Linked DNA regions of Homo sapiens: region 1 is linked to region 2. The links are chromatin loops, found by intact Hi-C in ENCODE. Cell type or tissue: B cell. All regions are shown on one strand. Links, peaks and the distances in the headings refer to the core of each region. The heading gives the core; the rest is flanking DNA.

Region 1 (10,540 bases), core at 3,221-5,720, 560 kb after region 2:
CCTGGGATTTCTGTGAAGCCTAAACTGAGGAATACGGCTAACTGAGATGCCGATTTTCAGCAGCCCTCTAGACTTCCCCAGTAGCTTACAGGACTGCCAGCCACACAAGAGCATGCTGGTTTAAATTCGTGCCAAGTGCTTTACATACATTGTTTATTTAATCCTTACAGCAATCCTCTGAGGGAAGTAGAACTGTCCGCATTAAATTATAACATGCCATCGACCTTAGGGGTGGCTCAGAATAAGACAAAACTGTGAATGTTAGATCTCGAAGTATTAGGCCAAGGGTCTACCAATGCTTACTTTTAATGATTATGAATTAGTGAAACACATTTGATTTAGTTCCAGGTATGTATTCGAATTGAACAAGCTTAGCATTTCATCCATTTCTTTTCATACAGACATAACATTAGACATGAAAAGTGGAATGTTACCGCAGACAGTTTAATATCTGACATTTTAAAATACACCTCTTATGTAGAATGACATTTTATACTTAGAAGCATAGAAAATGTTTCTTACATCTAAGTTTAGAGGAGAAGGCCTTCAAATTCAATGTGAACTTTACACCTTTTCACTTTCATCTCCGCTGACTTCACTCTCTGCAGTTCTGCAGGCCTACCTGAGGAACGTGTTGGAACTGAATCAAAGTCAACCAGAAACTTCCACTTCCCTTTCACTGTGCCTAGAAGTGCCCATCAAATCACGGTAGGATCACAGCAGTCACTGTTCTCAAACTCCAGGACTCACACTCAGGGACAACTCAAACGACAGACTTATGACTTATTAAACAGGGAGGTAAACCCATCTTTCAAAGACTCGATTCCTTCAATACAAATTCAGTGAGGACGTGAGGAAAATTTCCAACAACGCTACAAACACTGAGTTTTCAGAAAAACACTTCGTGAACGAAATCTCTGGAATATAAAACATGTGAGTCAAATGATCACCTGGATACTAAGTACACAAGGTCACACCAGTTTTCTAGCAAAAGGCAACTTAAAAACCATTCAAGGAGTTCCATCACAATGCTTTGAGTGACACAGTGGGTATTCTTCCCTTTGTAGAGAGATAGACTTGGGTTCAGAAATGTTACTGGACTTTATCCAAGTCACACTGTTAGAAAATGGAAGAATCAGCCGGGCGCGGTGGCTCATGCCTATAATCCCAGCACTTTGAGAGGCCAAGATGATGGATCACCTGAGGTCAGTAGTTTGAGACCAGCCTGGCCAACATGGTGAAACCCTGTCTCTACTAAAAATACAAAAATTAGCCATGCGTGGTGGTGGGCGCCTGTAATCCCAGCTACTCAGGAGGCTGAGGCAGGAGAATCACTTGAACCCAGGAGGCAGAGGTTGCAGTGAGCCGAGATGGTGCCATTGCACTCCAGCCTGGGAGACAAAAGGGAAACTGAAGAAAGAAAGAAAGAAAGAAAGAAAGAAAGAAAGAAAGAAAGAAAGAAAGAAAGAAAGAAAGAAAGAAAGAAAGAAAGAAAGAAAGAAAGAAAGAGAGAAGGAAGGAAGGAAGGAAGGAGAGAAAGAGAGAGAAAGAGAGAAAGAGAAAGAAAGAAAGAAAGAAAGAAAGAAAGAAAGAAAGAAAGAAAGAAGGAGAGAGAGAGGGAAGGAAGGAAGGAGAGAGAAAGAGAGAGAAAGAAAGAGAGAAAGAGAGAAAGAAAGAAAGAAAGAAAAAGAAAGAAAGAAAGAAGGAAAGAGAAAGAGAAAATGGAACAATCAGGAACAGTTGCTCCAACTGACTACAATTTTACAGTAATCAAATGCCCAGTTTTTATTTTCTAATGAACAACCAGCTTATAACATGCCTGACTACATTGTTACCTAGTTTTGAGCATCAATAAACTAAGTAAAATATTAAACGAAAATAAGCAGCATCCTGGGCTCTACAGACTCATAGGCATGATCCACACATTGCGAGAGTTTTAGGAAACCTATAATTAGGAAGGAAGGGACACAGTGTGACACTGGGTGACCCCCACTGTGCCCTGGCCAATAAGAGAGGCATGATGCCTTCCTGGCCTTTCTCTGGGGTGTTACAGAAACCTTTTCAAGACTTACCAAAACAGCACTCTGCCACTTACTCCAGCTGGTTCCTTAAAGGCTGAATCACACCACCAAAACTCTCAGGGAAGGGTCTATGTATGGTGTGAGAACACAGAGTATTGGGATTTCTTGGAAAGAAATAAGGGTGGTGAGATGCCAGTGCAAATTATATCCCAGAAGAGTGCTTCTAGACCAGGGTTTAAAAATTGACGTGCACTTGGCAGAGGAATACATCTTCAAATTCTTTCTTTCCATTTATCCTAAAAATAAGTTTCTGACTCCCTAATTTGAAACATCTTCCCATATGCTTATCACTTTTGAGCTACCTTCCTGTCTCCTTCACCAAGCTTCAGTAGGTGTCTCTGTACTTACTCGCTCTAGCTCCTCCATTCTTCAGCCTCCATTCCTTCCCCAGCCCAACCTCCAGCTCTGCTCCTTCGAGCCACCTGCCACTGAAGCCTCAGCTCAGCTCAGAATTCTCCCTCTCTGAGCCACACCGCAATCCCATGAATTGTACTTTCTCAACATTTTATACCTTCTCCTCTATTCTTCGTTTCTCATTCAAAAATGTCTAGGTATCAGTTAGCTTCTCCTTGGTCAATGTCAATGATCAGTTCATAGCCAGTGCCTCCCCCCAAGCTGCCAGGAGCCTTAGGCGAGGTCCTCAGTCTGTTGTGCTTAGTTTTTACAGCCTGGTCTTTTGGTAGAGTGTATTTCTGTCTTGTCATGCTTCTCTCTCTCAAATATACAATGTGCCATTTTAGCTTTGTAAGTGTGTAATTCAGTGACATTAATTACATCCGCAATGTTGTTGTACAACCATCACCACTATATTTCAAAATTTTTCATCACCCCAAAAACTCTGTACACATTAAGAAATAACTCCCCACTCCCTCCTTCCACCAGCCCGTTAACCTCTAATCCACTTTCTGTCTTTACAAATTTGCCTGTTCTAGACATTTCATATGATGTGGAATCATACAAAGTGTGTTCCTTTGTGTCTGGCTTATTTCACTCAGCGTAATATTTTCAGGGTTCATCCATGCTATAGCATGTGTCAGAACTTCATTCTTCTCTACAGCTGTATGTTGTTCTATTTACATATACACCACATTTTGTTTATCCACTCATCTCTACTTCTTGTCTTTGAATTGTCCCCTGCCTCATGACCCTGTGAGCAATTATCTTGCTCACATAAACCTCCATAGTTTGAGGGTCGCCGTACAATTCAGTCCAAAGTTCTCGGCCTGCTATCAAGTCCATATAACATCTGGCCTGAGTCGATTCCCAGGTCAAAGGCAAATACTGGCTCTCGAACGAACATATCCCTGTACTTTTCCTGCTGCTCTACCTTTGCCGTGTTGTTTCCTTCACCTGGCATGGTCTCCCATTTCCTCAGGTCAAAGCCCCACTCACCTTTTACGTAGCTAGCTCTAATCCCACCAGCATAACACCTTCCACTTTCCCAAGGGCAAAGTAGCCCCTCTCTCTTCTAAACTCCCAAAAGACTTTGTGCTGTGACATTTAATCACCCCCTACCTTTATCTCTTCTACTCCACTCCCTGAAGGCTGAATTCCTATCAAAGGTTTCTTTTTCTATTGCACCACATTGAGTATTGTGATTGGCATAGTATGGGTGTCCATAATATTTGCCCAACTGAATTCATACATATTGAGAACACGGAGAAAAAAACATTTTCCCAGATACCTGGCAGTCTGATTATGAGGCTGTATAAAGACATGTACATTTGACATAAAATAAGGCATCAACTGTTTAGGACAAAAACATAGTAATTGTGGAAGAAATAGTGACCAATTTAGAGGAAATTATTTGAAAAGTGAATCAAAATAATGATTTGGACCTCAGATGCCTAGCAAGGTACACAGAATGGTTACTAAACAAGTAAGCTCAGAGTTTTCATGTAAGAAGAGAAAATAAGCTTATTAATATCACTCAGGCCTGGCAGGATGGGACCCTGGAATGGAACTGAGTAGGATAGAGAGACCAGGGTGGATGGAGCAGAGCTCTGGTCCTCCCTGGAAGCCCAGGACCTGCTCTGGCCCTTCAAGGAAGTAGCTTCTCCTTGGTGGATGTTAATGGTCAGTTCCATGGCCAGTGCTCTCCCGCAAGCTGCCAGGAGCCTTCCTGGGCAAGGTCTCAGTCCACTGTGCTTGGTATTTACAGCCTCATCTTTTGGTACAGTGTATTCCTGTCTTGTCATGCTTTAGTCTTACCGTTACTGGGGGAAATGGGAGGGGGTGTTAGCGAAGGAGGTGAGGAAGGAGCCTGGGTCCTTGGGTGAGAAGGTGGCAGCAGGAAGCATTGCATCCTCCCCACTTTGACTGGTTAGTGGCTGGCCTGCCACCGTGTGGCAGGAAAAGGCCCTGCTTCCTGTTGCAGCTTGAGTTGTCTTAGACCGAGGTGTAGACAGATGAGCTGCTTTGGGACCCTTTAACCCCGGTTCAGGCCTGGTAAAGAAACAAGTTCCCTGGTTTGGCTGAATTGTCATGGCATAATGAAAAAAACTACAGGAGAGAATTGTGCGGTTCTGAGTGACTGATGACTCATTAAAATAAAATAGGTCAGGTTCTGGCCCAGTGAACTTCATGTGATCACAGGAAATATTCCAGACCATTAAAATGATTTGTGAGTTTTTAGAAAAGGAAGCAGAGATAACAAGTATTATCATCTTGGATTTTCCAAAAACAAGACATGCCAGATCAGCCTAATTGTAAATTTCTGTAGTTACTAACATAATACATAAGGCAATGCTATAGCTAGGATATAGCTGCATATTACTGTGCGCTTGAAAATCCTTATCTCATGGATTTGTTGAGGGCAAGGAGGAATACAAGCCAGATGATAGCACAGCTGGCAGGTTTATAACTTGTGGATTGGTGCTAACTTGAACTCATTTCTGGTGCCATGCTGTGGGGCGCCCTGGCTTTGTCATTGAGAACATGTTTATCAATAGCATGGATCATTTGAGGGATGACGTGGAACTGGATGGGATGATGTATGCACTGAATAACAGAGGAGACATTCAGCAGGAGACACTGTAGGCAGTTTTGGGGGGTTAGCTGACTATGGGCATCATGAGTCATCGGTGTGGCGTGACCGCCCTACAATGGATCTAAGGTGTGGAGACTCAAGGAAGGGCCCCTTTTGCTACTTGATGAAATGCCTACCACCTCCCACTAGAAGCTTTTGTTTCATTGGTTTATGTCTGAAGGATGCTAAGTTGTGTTAACAGCATCACAGAGGGAAGGACAACTTAAAATCTTGTAATGTAGAAGAAGCTGAGGGTTCTTACTCTGTAACCAAGAGGACTTTGATTAGGGGCGGGGGGTGCAGGTGGACAGGTGGACATGGGCTTAAATTTTTCAAAGACTGCTCCCATAAAAGAGGGATTGGAAGCCGGGCACAGTGGCTCACGCCCGTAATCCCAGCACTTCAGGAGGCCAAGGCAGGTGGATCACCTGAGGTCGGGAGTTTGAGACCAGCCTGACAAACATGGAGAAACCCCATCTCTACTAAATATACCAAAAAAAAAAAAATAGCCTGATGTGGTGGCACATGCCTGCAATCCTAGCTACTCGGGAGGCTGAGGTAGGAGAATCGCTTGAACCCCAGGAGGCGGAGGTTGCCATGAGTCAAGATCGCACAAGATCTTGGCAACAAGAGCGAGACTCCGTCTCAAACAAAAAAAAAAAAAAGAGGGATTGGATTGTTCTGTTTTTCCCTGGAGCTTCAATGTAAAACCAAAGAGCAATAGTGAGAGTTTTCCGAAACCAGAATGGGCTTCCCAGAGGGGTCAGGCGCCCCTCTCACTGCAAGTGTGTTGGCAGAGAAGGGATGCTTAGGAGGTGGCAGGGTCCTGGGGGCTGGACGAATCTGAAGGAAGCAGATCTGACGACCAACCTGGAACAGCCCTTCCAGGCCTATTACCCCACGTGAAAATGCACGTGTGATGAGAAGCCTGTGTTCTGCTGAATGATCCCCTCCTCTCCTCCACTCCTGCAGGCAGAATTCTTCCTATCGGAGCCAACTTTTTTTCTATTGCATGGTGTTGAGTATTGTGTTTTTCACAGAACAAGTATCAATAAATATTTGCCCAAATGTCACATGTAGCAAGAAGACTGAGAAGACTAATTTCCCCAGGGACCTGGCAGTCTGGTTCTGAGGCTGTATGAATTATTAAATGTTGAGGATAAAGTAACCTTTTCTACTGTATCCATGTACCTAGGTAGCAGTGATTTTTCCTAAAGGATGGGTTGTTATGAGAACCAGCTTTTAGTAACATTTGTCTCGCAGAAAACCTATTTTTTTAAACAAATAGTAAGGTAGGTGTTGCTACCAACAAAAAGATAATAGGTGTGTTATCTTTGAATCCAGACTACCAGGTGACTTGAATACCAACTACATGATCATTTTGAGTATGGCTTTGGACATACCGTTGCTTAACTTCTCTGGGTTTCACTGAGGTCAGGAGTTCAAGACCAGCCTGGCCAAATGGTGAAACCCCCGTCTCTACTAAAAATACAAAAAAGTAGCCGTGTATGGTGGTGGGTACCTGTAATCCCAGCTACTCAGGAGGCTGAGGCAGGAGAATAGCTTGAACCCAGGAGGTGGAGGTTGCAGTGAGCCGAGATCACATCGCTGCACTCCAGCCTGGGCAACAAGAGCGAAACTCCATCTCAAAAAAAAAAAAGTTGGTGGGGGGAAGAAAATATTACCTACCTCACAAAGTTAATAAGATTTAATAAATGATCTATGTCAGGTCCCAAATACTTCCTGACAGAGAACAAGAGGTCATTAAGTGCAGCAACTGGCAAAGCTCCTAAGATATAATCACAGAGGAACTATATTTGTTCTCTTGCAGAATTGAGAAACCTTGTTCCACCGTCTTCTCATATTGAGTATTATGCTAATCTTTTTCACCTGATTTGTATCTTTTGATTGTCTGTATTTCATCATCAAGTAATTTATTTGCTAGAAGAGTTCATGGGTGGCTCATACTGAATGGTGCCTACATTACAGCCAATCCTGCCTTCTTCTGTGCTGACAGAGTTCTGATTGGGTTCCTTCATCTACCTCTCTACCTCTTAATGCAGGTAAATCCCCATTACTCTAAAACAGTAATGTGTATCATATTTCCCTGCTGGTTCTTTTTCTATCTTGGGATGTCACAGTGTGAGGATATAAGACCTAGAGCTGTGACAGGCATTTTATGACCACAAAGGAAGTCATTTCGTATGGTTACTATGACAGCTCCAAAAGATGGAAAGACCATTGAAGACTGATCCTTGATGATGTCACTGAGCCACTGAGATCATGAGCCACCACCTCTATTCTTGGTGTTAAGGGAGATTTTAAATCTTCCTATTGTTTAAGCCAATGTTCACTGGGTTTCTATTATTTGCATTTGTTAACACGTCAATCTGCACATGAGTGCTGTATCTCCTGAAGGCTTTCATATTGGGACTATTAACGTGAATGAGTAGAAATAGTCTTGGGTCACACTTTTCCCCAAGAACTTTGTAAATATTGCTTCATTTTCATCTGACATCAAAATCTGAGGCTAGCCAGATTTCTCCTACCATTTCTCTTTGAAGTTCAATAATGTATCCAGGACATTTCCTGATGTTGAGTGTTGTATATCAGTTTTCCCTGGAACACAGTGAGAATTTCTGATCTGCAGATTTAATTCTTTTATTTCAAAAACATTTCTTGTATCTCTGAAAATAGTCTAATGTTGAAGGTCTTTCTTGCAGGAATATCAACTAACCCTTTTTGTAAATTGCTCAGGTGTCTCACTCTTTCCTCTCTACATTTACTGTAATTGAGTCAGGTTTTTCCTCTAAGTCAGTAATTCAGCTGAATTGTGCCTGGTCTATTTCTTGGTTTTTCCAACTTATTTTCTGTATTGCACTACTTCTGTTTTTCTTTTGGTTTCCTTAGCTGTGTAATCTTCCTTCCTTTCTCATTCCATTGTTTTATATTTTCTCCCAGTTCTTATTTTATTACCTTAATGTTCTTATTAGCTTATTCTATAGCATGGAGCACAAGTAAAGATTTTTCTGTTTTGGCAGGGCGCGATGGCTCACGCCAGTAATCCCAGAATTTTGGGAGGCCGAGGCGGGCAGATCTCCTGAGGTCAGGAGTTCCAGACCAGCCTGACTAACATGGTGAAACCCTGTCTCTACTAAAAATACAAAAAATTAGCTGAGCATGGTGGTAGGCGCCTGTAATCCCAGCTACGTGGGAGGCTGAGGCAGGAGAATTGCTTGAACCCGGGAGGTGGAGGTTGCCGTGAGCCGAGATCACACACTGCACTCCAGCCTGGGTGACAGGGGGAGACTCCATCTCAAAACAAACAAACAAAAAAGATTTTTCTGCTTTTATTTATTTGGTTAGATTTTCTCCAGACTTTCTTTCACTTGTCTGGCCTATGTTATAATCCTTTCTTTTCTTCTACTTTTATGAAAGTCTTGGTTTTAGACAGTGGATATGCTGCTTCTTTCTGTCTTATTCCTATTTAACACGTGTTGCTCTTTGAAAATGTTCTGTTTGTTCAAATATAATGTGGGCGAATTCTCTTTGACTGTCTTCTCACTGTATCTGAGTTCCAGAGCTGAGATACTGCACTTTTCTCTGCTTTTCTGGAACCTGAGTACACATTTAGGATAAGGACTGCTCCCTTGAATCCACACAACTTCCAGGCTCTGTGCTCTCTTCTGAGATTTTGATAAGCTCCTTTACCACCATCCTCCCACTCTTGTCACGAGTGTGCCCTATTCCTGTGACAACATGCCCTTTGACTTTGAATCTTTGCCTCAATTCAATGTAGGGACCTAGAAAAAGGCAAGCCCTGGAGATTTCTCCTGTCCCTGCTCAGGTCCTGGGAGCGGTAGGGATTGACCTCCACTCAGGATGGTTTTATCTGGCCGGATTTCCCCAGGTGTTTCCTCGTTCGGCTCACCCTTTCATACCCCTTCTTTTCAGTGTGTGTATTCTTTGCATCAAAAAGCATTAATGAGAATTCTTGGTGTTGTGTCTACTTGGTCTCTGCCCCCTGAAGGGCTTTGGGAGGGTGGAGATGAGGCTGGACACCATTCTCCACGGCAAGCTGCTATTTCACTGAGTTTTTGAAGTTTACGGTACAAGGTTGTACTCAATTTCTCGTCTGAGAAATAATTTGCTCCATTATTTGAAGGCGGTGCGGAGGGCTGGCTTTTACTATGCTTTTGCGCATTTCATTAGTAATGGTGGGGGAGAGGTTTTGTGATCCTGATTATAATTTTTACCTGGATGTCCTCTCCACGCCTTTGACAGCATTAAACCTGGCGTTCCAATAGGAGCTGCAGGGTCTAAAATGTGCAAATAAACCTCAACAGTTACTAAAGTCGAAGAAAGAAGAGCAATGAAAGCCAACACTCATAGCGACTTACGGATAACTGTTAATAGCATCCACACTGCATTTTACATTTACAACGCACCCGCGCCTTAGTTCATACTCATTAAGTCTCCGAAGGGCGCGTCTGCCTAAGTCTTGGGTGCCCAGAATCTAAGTCTGCACTTGGCCCAGAATAGATGCCCAGTAAAGTTCTGAACGAACGACTGTTATACCCAGTTTACAGATGGGAAAACTGAAGACCACCATCATTAAGGGCCTTGCCCAAGGCCGCAGAGCTGACAGTGGATGAAAATGGGGCCAGCAGGAAAGCGGGAAGACGGCCTGGAGGACCACAGGCTAAGTGCTGGGGCCCGGAGCAGGCTCGCCAAGCGGCCGGGCCCCGCGACGGAGCGCTCGGACTCCGACCGGCTCCCACAGCTGCGCCCACCCAGGCCTCCCGCGGTGGCGCAGGCGCGGAATGCGGGGGGCGGGGGGGGGGAGGGGGCAGGCGGAAGGCAATGCGCAGGCGCGGCGTTTCCGTTGCTAGGGCCGCGTCGCGCCCACCTGAGTGGCCGAAGTGAGGTTCGCGAGTCTCTGGGTCGCGACGGGAAGGAGTGAAACACCTCTCTGCGCCTGCGCGCTCCGTGCCTGCGAAGCAAACCCGGCCTCACCTTTTCCTGCCCGAAGCAGAAGATTCTCGCAGTCCTGGTTTCTCCCTCCAGAAGACCCCCCACCCAAATCCTCTGTAGCTCCTGGTAGTGCCCTGACCCCTGCTGCCACCGTCCTTCAGAGAGCAACGGAAGAGCTTCCCGGAGGGCGAGGAAAAGAGGGAAAGTAGCCAGCAATGTCGAACGCGTAAGTGATGGGCTCCCAGCCACAGCCATGGAGTGGGCTTCCCCAAGCCAGAAGGTGGCTTGCTTTCTGCTTCTCTTATTTTCTTTTTTCTTTTCTTTTCTCCTCCCCTCTCAACTTCCCTCCTCTCCCCCACTTTTTTTCCTTTTAGGAAATTCAAATATGCCTCGGGATAGAGTATCTGCTTCTTGTGAGCAAGGAAAATCATACACTTAGATCTCCCCCTCCCCTACG
Region 2 (10,540 bases), core at 3,077-5,576:
TAATGGATCTGGGGTTTCTTTTTGGGGTGATGAAAATATTATTATTGTTTTACAGTCTCACTCTGTTGCCCAGGCTGGAGTGCAGTGGCACTATCTCAGCTCACTGCAACCTCCACCTCCCTGGTTCAAGTGATTCTCGTGGCTCAGCCTCCCAAGTAGCTGGGATTATAGGCATGCACCACCATGCCTGGCTAATTTTTTGTATTTTTAGTAGAGACAGGGTTTCACGATGTTGCCCAGGCTGATCTGTAACTCCTGAGCTCAGGCAATCCGCCCACCTCAGCCTCCTAAAGTGATGAAAATATTTTAAACTTCTATTGTGGTGATGTTTGTACAATTGGAAGCTTTCAGTGGGTGAATTTTTGTAAGACAATTGGAGGGAATATTTAGTAGAGCCCAGCAAAGACTGCTTGGCTGGGACTCTGATCTTTCACTGAAGGGCCAGCCAGGCAGTGAGGGAGTGAGGAATCAATACTCAGAGGACCTTCCTACCATCTCTCCCTCTGACCTCCTGCGGGGGATCCCCATTGGCTGAGCCCAGCCGGAAGCCGAGGGCAGGAAGTCTGCAGCAGTTGCTTATACGGCTGGCCTTCTGAGGCATAATGGGGAGGAGAGCATGGAGAGTGGATGGGAGGGACAAATGGAAGACACTCAGCGCACCTAGTCTGGTGACTGTGTGGTTGGGGCCCCAGTGATGGTAGAGTGGCCTCTGTGCTGCAGGGCATGTGTCACCAAGCCCCGGAAGCCCCAGGCAGGAAGGTCACCTACAGAAGAGAGGAATGTGACATTAGCCCCTGCCAAACCCACAAGAAGAAAAGTAAACACAGATCATTTGCAGCCATGAAGTGTATCAGGTTTAGAGTCCAGCCAGGCAGGCAGGCAAGAGGTGGAGAGTTCATGGATATCAGTGAGAAAGATTTCCAGATGGTTCACCTGGCTGGAGGCCGCAGGACCTGAGGCTAGAAGATGGGCCCCAGGCGATGACGATGGCTCTGCCAAAAAGGGTCTGTGTCAGAGTTGCTGGAAAGCAGCTGCAGAAATAGGCCAGCCCTGAGCCAGCCCTCCTTGTGGCCAGGAGTCCTGGGCTTTCTGCTTAGGGTGGAAACCAACCCTGCCCCACAGCATGAGTGGCTGCCTCTTGGAGCAGGGGTCACTGGGGTGAGAACAGATAGGGAAAGAATGGGATGCATTTATTATTATTATTATTCCTGAGGCATTGAACATTCAGCAGACTAGAGGAGATTACTAATTCTGATGAGTTGTCCTCTGGAGGAACTGGAGTTTGGGGGATGCTGCCATTGGACCATTGCCATTGGACATTGATGTCCATGACCAGCGAATTTTCCAATGGATCTCTTGGCAATGTCATCCCCAGTGGCAGTAGATGCTACCCGTTTGGAAAGCCAGGTAACAATACACAATGAGGGCAATGAAACAGACTTAGCCTTGGACTTAGTGTTCTGGCTCTGGGAAGTTATCCTGAGGAAGTTATTAAAAAGAGGAAATAAGCTACAGCTAAAAATGGGACAGCAGCATAAAGTACAATAGCTATTAAATTCATAAATATGAAGTCTATGTAAAAGTAGTGTTTCTGAAATAACTTTGAAAAAACATGAAAAATAATATTGTGTATACCTCTTGGTTATTATATATCATAACCCAGACTAGATTTTTGGGGAAATGTTGAAAGGAAACATGCAAATGAACATTACGATAAGCTTAAAGAGCTAGATTATGGGTGAAAAGTATCTCCTTACAATATTATAAAATCAATGAAGATTTTGTTCTTCTAATCTTAGACAACTTTAACATTTCAAACTTTAAAAATAGGGCACTTTTCTTTCTTTTTTTTCTCCTCCTTTTTACTAATGCTTGTGTTGGCAAGTGAATAATAAAAGAGAACATTTTTGCAAAACTTCAGAAGGGCCCTGGAGCTAAGGGCAGATACATGTTAGGGGAAATTTGGAGGAATAAAGAAAAGCTGTGAAAAATGATGGCAGTGGTAGAGGCAAAGGCAAAGGGGTTATAAATAAAGCATGGAGGAAGAGCACAGGCAGGCAGCGACCTGAGAGCAGAGCGATGGTGCTTCTAGAGCAGGGTGGCTTCCAGGCACATGACATCATTGAAGGCCGCTCTCACACTCATTAGCTGTTTCCTGAGTCAGGACATATGTCGTGGCTAACGGCGTGAGTGGAAATATAGAACAGGTCATTATGCTTTTGATTTCTAGTTTTATTTTAATTCTGTGATCTCAATGAAGCTTGCTGTATTATGAGGACTGCACATAGCAGGCGTTGCATAAATGTTTGTTGAATGAATGCTAAGTGTGCTCACTTTTCTTTACTTTATTCCCTGAGCACAGGATCTCACCTTGCTTTTACCTTCCTTGTTTTCCATCCACTCTTGCTCTTTTCCTTTTGCCTTCTATGACTCAAGCAGTGGGATCCTGTATGATTCTGTTCTCACACTGCTATAAATACCTGAGACTGGGTGGTTTATTTTAAAAAAGAGGTTTAATTGGCTCACAGTTCCACAGGCTGTAGAGGAAGCATGATTCTGGCATCAGCTTGGCTTCTGGGGAAGCCTTAGGAAACTTACAATCATGGCAGAAGGCAAAGGGGGAACAGGTGTCTCTCATGGTGGGAGCAGGAGCAAGAGAGAGTGAAGAGATGCCACACACTTTTAAACACCCAGATCTCAGGAGAACTCACTCACTATCGCGAGAACACCACCAAGGCAATGGTGCTAAACCATTCATGAGAAATCCACCCCTGTGATCCAACCACCTCCCACCAGGCCCCACTTCCAACACTGGGGATTACAATCAGACATGAGATTTGGCGGGACAGATCCAAAGCATATCAGCTGGGCAGATGCTTTCAGCTCCCATGGCAATTCTGACAAAGAGGACAAAAGCATGTCCAGATGCTGCTCTCCCCTCATAACTTGCTCTCCTGGATCTCAGTTCAGGGGCCGGGCCAGGAGAGCCAGGGACAGGACAGCCATGTTGACCTCCAAGGAGTCCCCTTCTCTCTTTATAGTTGCCCTCCCCAGTATCATCTGTCTGCCTGAGACATCTGTTTTCTGTCCTGCAATACTTCCTACTTGTTTATGCTGATTACTTCTATCTTCCACATTCTTCCATGCCCACAGAATCACTCAGAACCCTATCCATTCCCACTGGGTTCAGGCTCTAGTACTCTTATCTCGTTCTCTCGGATTTTCTCCTGTTGTGTTAGGTCATTTCCTCCACGCCCAGCCTTTTTGCATAGTTTTCTTGTGTGCAGGCAGCTCTCTTCTAGTCAATCACAGCTGACTTTCCCGTGGAGCCTGGGCATGGCTTCAGAGTCCTCCCAACAAATAACTTCAGCCTGCTTCTACCAAAAGATCAGAGTGGGCGTGCAAGAAGAAACTTGTCGGCATTTCTGTGCTAAAATGAAGGCTGCTACCAAATTATTTGCCCCAGATTTCTTGTGGTTGCCACGTCCCGTGTGCTTGATCAGGGGCCCTAATCCTGAGCATTGCCCGTCCCTCCCCTCTCCTGCCTTCTGCTTACTCAGAGCTCTCCAACTCCAAGTACACTTTGCACCCAAGCCCGTCTGTATCACAGTGACCCCCCAAGCCTAATCCAGTTCTTATACTAGCGACACACATTGATTTCAAAGCTTGGAGCATCTCAGCGTAGCCTTATGTCAGAGTCACCAAAGTCACCTTAGGTTATTGGGAGCCTCCCGCCAGTGGACTTTTCCCACAGTGCCTAGCCCAGCCACCTTGAAAACAGTATGTGATCAGTAAGCTTTCTCAAAGGGATGACTTATACTTTCTTAGAAAAACTAGGCTTTGGAGTTGCTTAATGGAAAGTCAATATTCAGTGAGAAAAGAAACATAACAATGTTGGGAATCAAAAAGAATTAATCATGTATTTTGAGGGAACCAAGCAGAGACGGTCATGTTTTTCCTAGGCAGTTAATAGCGATGCGTTTGAGAGCCCAGGCTTGAGAATCCTGGCACTGACCGCGTGACCTTGAGCAAGGCCATAGCCCCTCTCCGAGTCTATGCCTGCACCTGTAAAACTATGGTTAACAGACAGGCTGCATGGTAAGGCTGTCTTAAGCATTGCGTTAGATTATTCTTGGCTCAGGACGTGGGCAAATAAATGGTGATTTTTGTTAATTATAGGAATGCTAGGTTGGGATGTCCCACGACCTTATTCACACAGGGTTTTAAGACATGTCTTTTTTACCTTTGATAGTGGAAATCAAGCATTATACTTAACTTGAGGGAATGCAGTCTTGGGAAATAATTTCCAATGTTCTTCCCTCCCAAGTAGAGGTGAGAGGGTAAAGCCAGACATGGATGTCTGGAGATCTTCAGTGCAATCTCAGTCTTTCCCACCAGGGGGCGCTGTGGCACCATGCAGGATCCTTAATTTCCCACTGGCTGAGGGAAAGCGGACAGGCCTTGGGTTGGGCCTAACTTTTCCTCCTCTCTTTATTTTTTCTTTCCCCAAAAATTACTTTTTAAGTGGCAGTCCCTTTAAGTGTGCTTTCGGGGAGTCCCTTTCCAGGTGCTGTATGTTTGTCTAAGTCTTGACAGGCTTCCTCGCGCTGCATCCCCTTCTTGGCTCCATCCTGAATCAGGTTGTCCAATCCGAGTGGACCTCGTCCTTGTCCGTGAGGCTGGGAGAAAGGTCGTGATCAGCCCGAAGCATCCGTGGAAAAACTGGATGAAGTTCCCGGGAGAGTAGGAGGGGAAGGTATCAGGAAGGCTTTCCTCTGGGCACCGCTAGGTCTTTGCGCTAGGAAGGGCGTTCTGCAGGGAGCACAGTCCGGTCCCTACAGAAACGCCAGGCGCTTCTACTGCAGGTTCCCGGGGAAATAGACTTTTTGTTCATCATAACTTTACACAGCGTTCATGGCCTTCTCAAAGGGGTGTGTGAGCCCCAGGGGTACTGAGTCCCTGGCCTCTATAGAAAACTTCCATGGCCATAGGAGGGGCCGACAGGAACCAGCTTGAGGCTGTTGCATGTCCTGGGAGGTACCTGTCTGATAAGAGTTGAGGATGCTTTTTAAACTGGATTCGGCTGGATTTGAATGACCATTTATTAAGCTACCTCATTTGATTCATCTGCAATACTCATGACACCAAATGAAGAACCGAGGTTCAGAGAAGTCAGATAACTAACCCAAGGTCACACAAGTCTCAGGGATTTAAACTCAGGGCTCTCTGACTCCAAAGCCCATGTTCTCAGCAGCACTGCACAGATTGAGGAGGCCCCACAGCACCAATGAGTGTTCACCCCAGTTATGTCCAAACTCCTGGGGATCAGTGCCAGAGACAGCCTGGAAATGGCTTTATACCCAGTCACAGCAGAATATCTGAGGCCACACTGTGAATCCATGTTCTTCCTGATAACCCTTTCAATTTCAAATGGACTCCACACTGGGATCCACTCTGCCTACTTCCCCATTCCAAGTTCTACTCATTCCCACCCAGGTCTGTTCTTCTCTTTCCAGGAGCCATTTTCTTATTAAGCACCTACTGAGTGCCAGACACTTCACTAAGTGCTGGGATACAGCGGCAAATACACTCAGCCCTCACACTAGAGTGAACCATATTGCCTTGAGGAATTCCTTTAGTTCTCTTGGGGTTTTCTAGAATTTACTAGTCTATTTCTTTATCAATTAAGATTACATATCAATCCCAAAACTTAGCAGATTAATACAACAGACATGGGTTATCTCATGCTTTTTGTGGCTCAGGAATCCTTGTGTAGCTTAGTTGTGTTCTCTCTATCAGGGTCACTCATGAGGCTGTGATTAAGGTGTTGTCTGGGGCTGTGGTCTCATCTCAAGGCTCAACTGGGGAAGGATCCCATTCCAAGATCACTTATATGGTTGTTGGTAGGATTCATTGTACCCTTCCCCAGCAGGATTTCTGCGATATTCTGGGGGAAGGGTACACAAAATGTTGCTGATGAAAAAGAGTCAAACTGTGTAAAATATTTGAAGCGATTCATTCTGAGCCAAATGTGAGGAATCATGACCTGTGACACAGCCCCAGGAGGTCCTGAGAACATGGGCCCAAAGTGGTTGGGTTTTATACATTTTAGAAAAACATAAGATATCGATCAATACAGGTAAGATATGCATTTGTTTGGTCTGGAAAGGTGGGACAACTCAAAGCACGGTGGGGGTGTGCTTATAGGTCATAGATAGATGAAAAGATTTTCTGATTGGCAATTGGTTATTATATTATCTAAAGACCTGGAATCAATAGAAAGCAGTATCCAGGTTAAGATAAGGAGCTGTGGAGATCAAGGTTCTTATTGTGGAGAATAGATGGTATATGTCTCTTATTAGGCCTTAAAAGGTGCAAACTCTTAGTTAATTCTCTCCTGGATCAGAAAAAGATCTGAAAAGGGGAGATGATTCTGTATAGAGTGTAGGTTTTCCCCACATGAGACAGCTTTCCAGGGCTATTAAAAATATGTCAAAGGAATATATTTTGGGGTAAAATGCTTTGATTTCTTTCAGTGCCTGCTATCTGTCATGTGATGGTACATTAGAGTCAGGTTATCTTATTGCTACAAAGAGTCTGTTTTGTCCATCTTTTTTTTTTTTTTTTTTTTTTTTGAGATGGAGTCTGGATCTGTCGCCCAGGCTGGAGTGCAGTGGCACAATCTCGGCTTACTGCAAACTCCGCCTCCCAGGTTCATGCCATTCTCTTGCCTTAGCCTCCCAAGTAGCTGGGACTACAGGCACCTGCCATCACGCCCAGCTAATTTTGTTTTTGTATTTTTAGTAGATGGGGTTTCACCATGTTAGCCAGGATGCTCTTGATCTCCTGACCTCATGATCCACCTGCCTTGGCCTCCCAAAGTGTTGGGATTACAGGTATGAGCCACCATGCCCGGCCCCTGTTTTGTCCATCTTAACATTCCTGTTCTAATGTTAATGCTGGCTAGTTGTGCCTGAATTCCAAAGGGAGGAGAATATAATTTGGCATGTCTGAACCCCCCTTCCCATTATGGCCTGAACCATTTATTCAGATTTACTTTGGTATGCCCTTAGCTGAGATGGGGATTCAATTCAGTCAGTTGGGGGGCTTAGAATTTTAGTTTTGGTTTACCAAGGTTTCAGCTGTGGTACATGGGTCATCATTGTCTTACTCTTTGAACTTTTTTGTGTATCTTTTAATATTTCATAATGAATGTTTTAAAATGAAAGTATTTTAAAAATAAACCTTACGGTATTTGTGCATGACTAGACAGACACATCAGTGGAATAGAATAGAAAGTCTAGAAATAACTCAAGTACATATGGAAATTTAATGTATGATAAAGATGACATTTCAAGTGCTGGAAAAGTGATTGGATTTTTGATAAATGACGCAGAGAAAATTAAATAAACATATCTCACATGATACACAATAAACTCTAAATGAATTAGAAATGTAAGTGTAAAAGATGACATCAAACAAGCACTCGGAGGCAACATGAGTGAATTCACCTATGGGGAAAAGCTTTTTCATTATGACTCAAAATCCAGATGAGATGCCAAGAAAGAAAAAACAAACAAAATTGGACATATAAACATTGCAAAGAAATTTATTGTCTTAGTTCATTTTCTGTTGTCTATAATGGAATACCTGAAACTGGGTAGTTTTTAAAGAAAAGAAATTTATTTCTTACAGTTATGGAGGCTGAGAAGTCAAAGGTCAAGGGGCTGCATCTTGTGAGGGCCTTCTTACTGTTGGGGACTCTCTGCAGAGGCCCAAGTTGGGGCAGGACATCACATAGTGATGGGGCTGAGTGTGCTAGCTCAGATTTTCCCTCTTCTTCTTGTAAAGTCACCATTTACCCATTAATCCATGAATGGATCAATCTATTTGAGAAGGAAGAGCCTTAATGACCTAATCATCTTTTAAAGGTCCCACTTCTCAATACTGCCATATTAGGGATTAAGTTTCAATATGAGTTTGGAAAGGACAAATATTCAAACCATAGCACCTATGTATACAAAAAAAATTGCCACAGCTACTGTTTTTAAAAACATAGTGGAAAGTAGCTGCAATGTATATCAGAGACACTGGGTTAATTGCACTAATAAATAAAGAATTCTTAAAGATTGGGGAAAGACAAGTGAGGAACTGCCATACTGATGATAGTATAGTTTTTGAAACTCTCTGAATTCCCCCATAAGAATAGACAGAAAACTAGATAGAGAATCAGAAAGCCATGGATGACATAAACAATAAAGCTAGGTCACAAGGCATTCTTAGGAACATCAAAATATAAGCAGATGGGAATAAACCATTAACAGCCTGAAGACTTGTAAGTTTGTGTGTTTGTGCAAGAAATAACATAAGAAAGCAACAGGACTGAGAAGGGGAGAACCCCAAGGTAGCCAAAAGGTTTTCACCATAAAGCATAGAAAGATGATTTGAGCACAGCCGCTGAAGCTGAGAGGGGCATTGCCAACTTTAGTAGCAATGATTGCAGTTGTCGCTGCTAAAGTTTGAAGGGACCAGAGCTGTCTAGACCCTGTTGACCCTCAAAATTACTTACAAGGGCTTTCTTCCAGGACAGGGCCCCATGCCCAGAAGAAACATCTAGGGGTGGAATAAACAGTTTGAAGAAAAGGGGCAGTTGAGAAACAGGAAAGAGAAGGTTCAGATACGGCTGGAAGAAGGAAACAGCCAGGAAATTTCTAAAGCCAAGCTGCATGTTTTTAAAACACACCACAAAAATACACAGCAGAGGGAGCTCTGTGGAGTCAGAAAAGCTGGTGAGCCATGATTCTTTCTAAATGATCAAGGAAACAACATCACATAAAAATGAACAACAGAAAGAGATTAATAGAAAATCCCATACAGATTCTATATAAAAAATTGAGGAAAATAGACCAAAAACCCACAAGAAAGATGGGCAAACACATGAACAGATTATCCCCCACCAGTGTACAAATGAATACATAAGAAAAAATGTTCATCTTTATCCATAACATAAAATAAAAGACTGAGATATTGGTTTTCACACATCAGATTGGCAAAAATTCAAAAGCTTGACCACAAGTTGCATTACTGTGGCTATGGGGACAAAGCTGCTCCCTTTCATCCTTGGGGGAGAGCAACATGGTACTATTCCATGAAGGGGAACTTGACACCATATAACCACCATATGCATGCCTTTCCTGTAAGAGGTTGAAGAGTGTTTCCCCCCAAATTCATGCTCACCTGGAACCTGTGAATGTAACCTCATTTAGTTATAGGGTCTTTGCAGAAGTAATCAAGTTAAGATGAGGTCATACTGAATTAGGGTGGATATTAAGCCCAATATGACTGGTGTTGTAAGAATTGAAAAACAGACACAGACACACAGGGAGATGTTCATATGATGATAGGGGCAGAGGATGGAGTGATGTGTCTACAAGCCAAGGAATGCCAGGGATTGCTGGCAACACCAGAAACTGGAACAGGCAAGGAAGGATTCTTCCCTGTAAACTTCCTGGAGAGTACAACTTGGCTGACTCCTTGATTTTGGAATTCTAGCCTCCAGAGCTGTGAGAGAGTAAGTTTCTGTTATTTTTAACCACAAAGCTTGTGGCACTCTGTTACGGCAGTCTCAGGTAACAGATACATTTATCCTTTGGCCCAACAAACCTCTTCTACAAAATAGCATTCACAATTGTATTCACTAAGGCATTATATGTAATTGAAAACAGCCTAAATACTGAGACATAGAAGATTGGCTGAACTATGGCACACTCTCTCAATAGAGTGCTATATAGCTTTAAAAAGGAGTGAATAATATCATCATCAGCTGTGAAAAATTGACTCCAAAGATGGTGCCCTATGCACGTGCAGCCAATCACATCAAGAGCCTGAGCTGACCTTGCATTTTACTTTTCCCAGTAGAACATAGAAGTGAATTCAGTTCTTTAAGAAAACTAGTCTCTAAAAGGACTGACAACTTCTACCTTCTCTCTCAGATATTATATGAAAGATGAGGAAAGATATGGAATATGGCCAGTGCATCTGTAGGGGTGGAGAGAAAGCATTCCTTCCACCCTCTCTGAAGTTTCACTGAAGTGACTGACAATAGACAGATTCATAGGAGAAAAATGGCTTACACATTTATTAAGGTGCATATGGCCATGGGAGTCCTACAAATAGGAGACTCAAAGAAGGGCCAGATGGTTGAGGCTTATATATCCTCTTCATAGGAGACAGGGAAGTGGGGGACTGTAGGAAATTTTAGAGGGGTAGTAAATGATTTCTAAGGAAAATGAGTGAGCCCAAAGAATAGATAATAGCCTGGGACAAAGTTCCTCTGAGTTCTGGGGCAGGTGGCAGGAGGGTGAGGGGCAGAACTACGCTGTGAACAAAGGTTGTCTTCTTATGCAGGTAAAGTCTCCCAGGTCATCTCTTGGAGCTGTCCTCAGACGAATAGGTGAAAAGTCTGTCTGGCATGGTGATGATTCCCAGTCTTTTCTCTTCTCCAGTAGTTAATCTTTCCTGGTTATTTGATGAGATTCCT

The links. Peaks named below come from ENCODE experiments on the same cell type or tissue, not always from the same donor. Only the 100,000 strongest peaks of a DNase experiment are listed, where the experiment ranks them.
Region 1: it touches region 2 in a loop (5-fold over the local background); 46 of 110 quality-filtered maps call a loop at or near these places.

The regions. Positions count from the first base shown.
Region 1 is chr2:236,507,026-236,517,565 of GRCh38, reverse strand. DRC11 (dynein regulatory complex subunit 11) reads left to right here and starts at 10,090. Exons shown (of 19, transcript NM_024726.5): 1 at 10,090-10,309. The coding sequence starts at 10,299. RefSeq lists an enhancer at 4,213-4,282 and a silencer at 9,915-9,964. In B cell, for the core only: CTCF peaks have their summits at 4,218 and 4,423 (motif pointing left); a DNase peak (open chromatin) is centred at 4,405.
Region 2 is chr2:237,066,387-237,076,926 of GRCh38, reverse strand. The region is part of intron 1 of COPS8-DT (COPS8 divergent transcript); the gene reads left to right. It overlaps LOC105373950 (a long non-coding RNA gene), which reads right to left. Exons shown (of 3, transcript XR_007088140.1): 3 at 10,111-10,538. Among named protein-coding and RNA genes, the nearest start is that of COPS8-DT, 14 kb to the left of the region's middle. RefSeq lists an enhancer at 728-1,297. In B cell, for the core only: CTCF peaks have their summits at 4,196 and 4,402 (motif pointing right); a DNase peak (open chromatin) is centred at 4,386.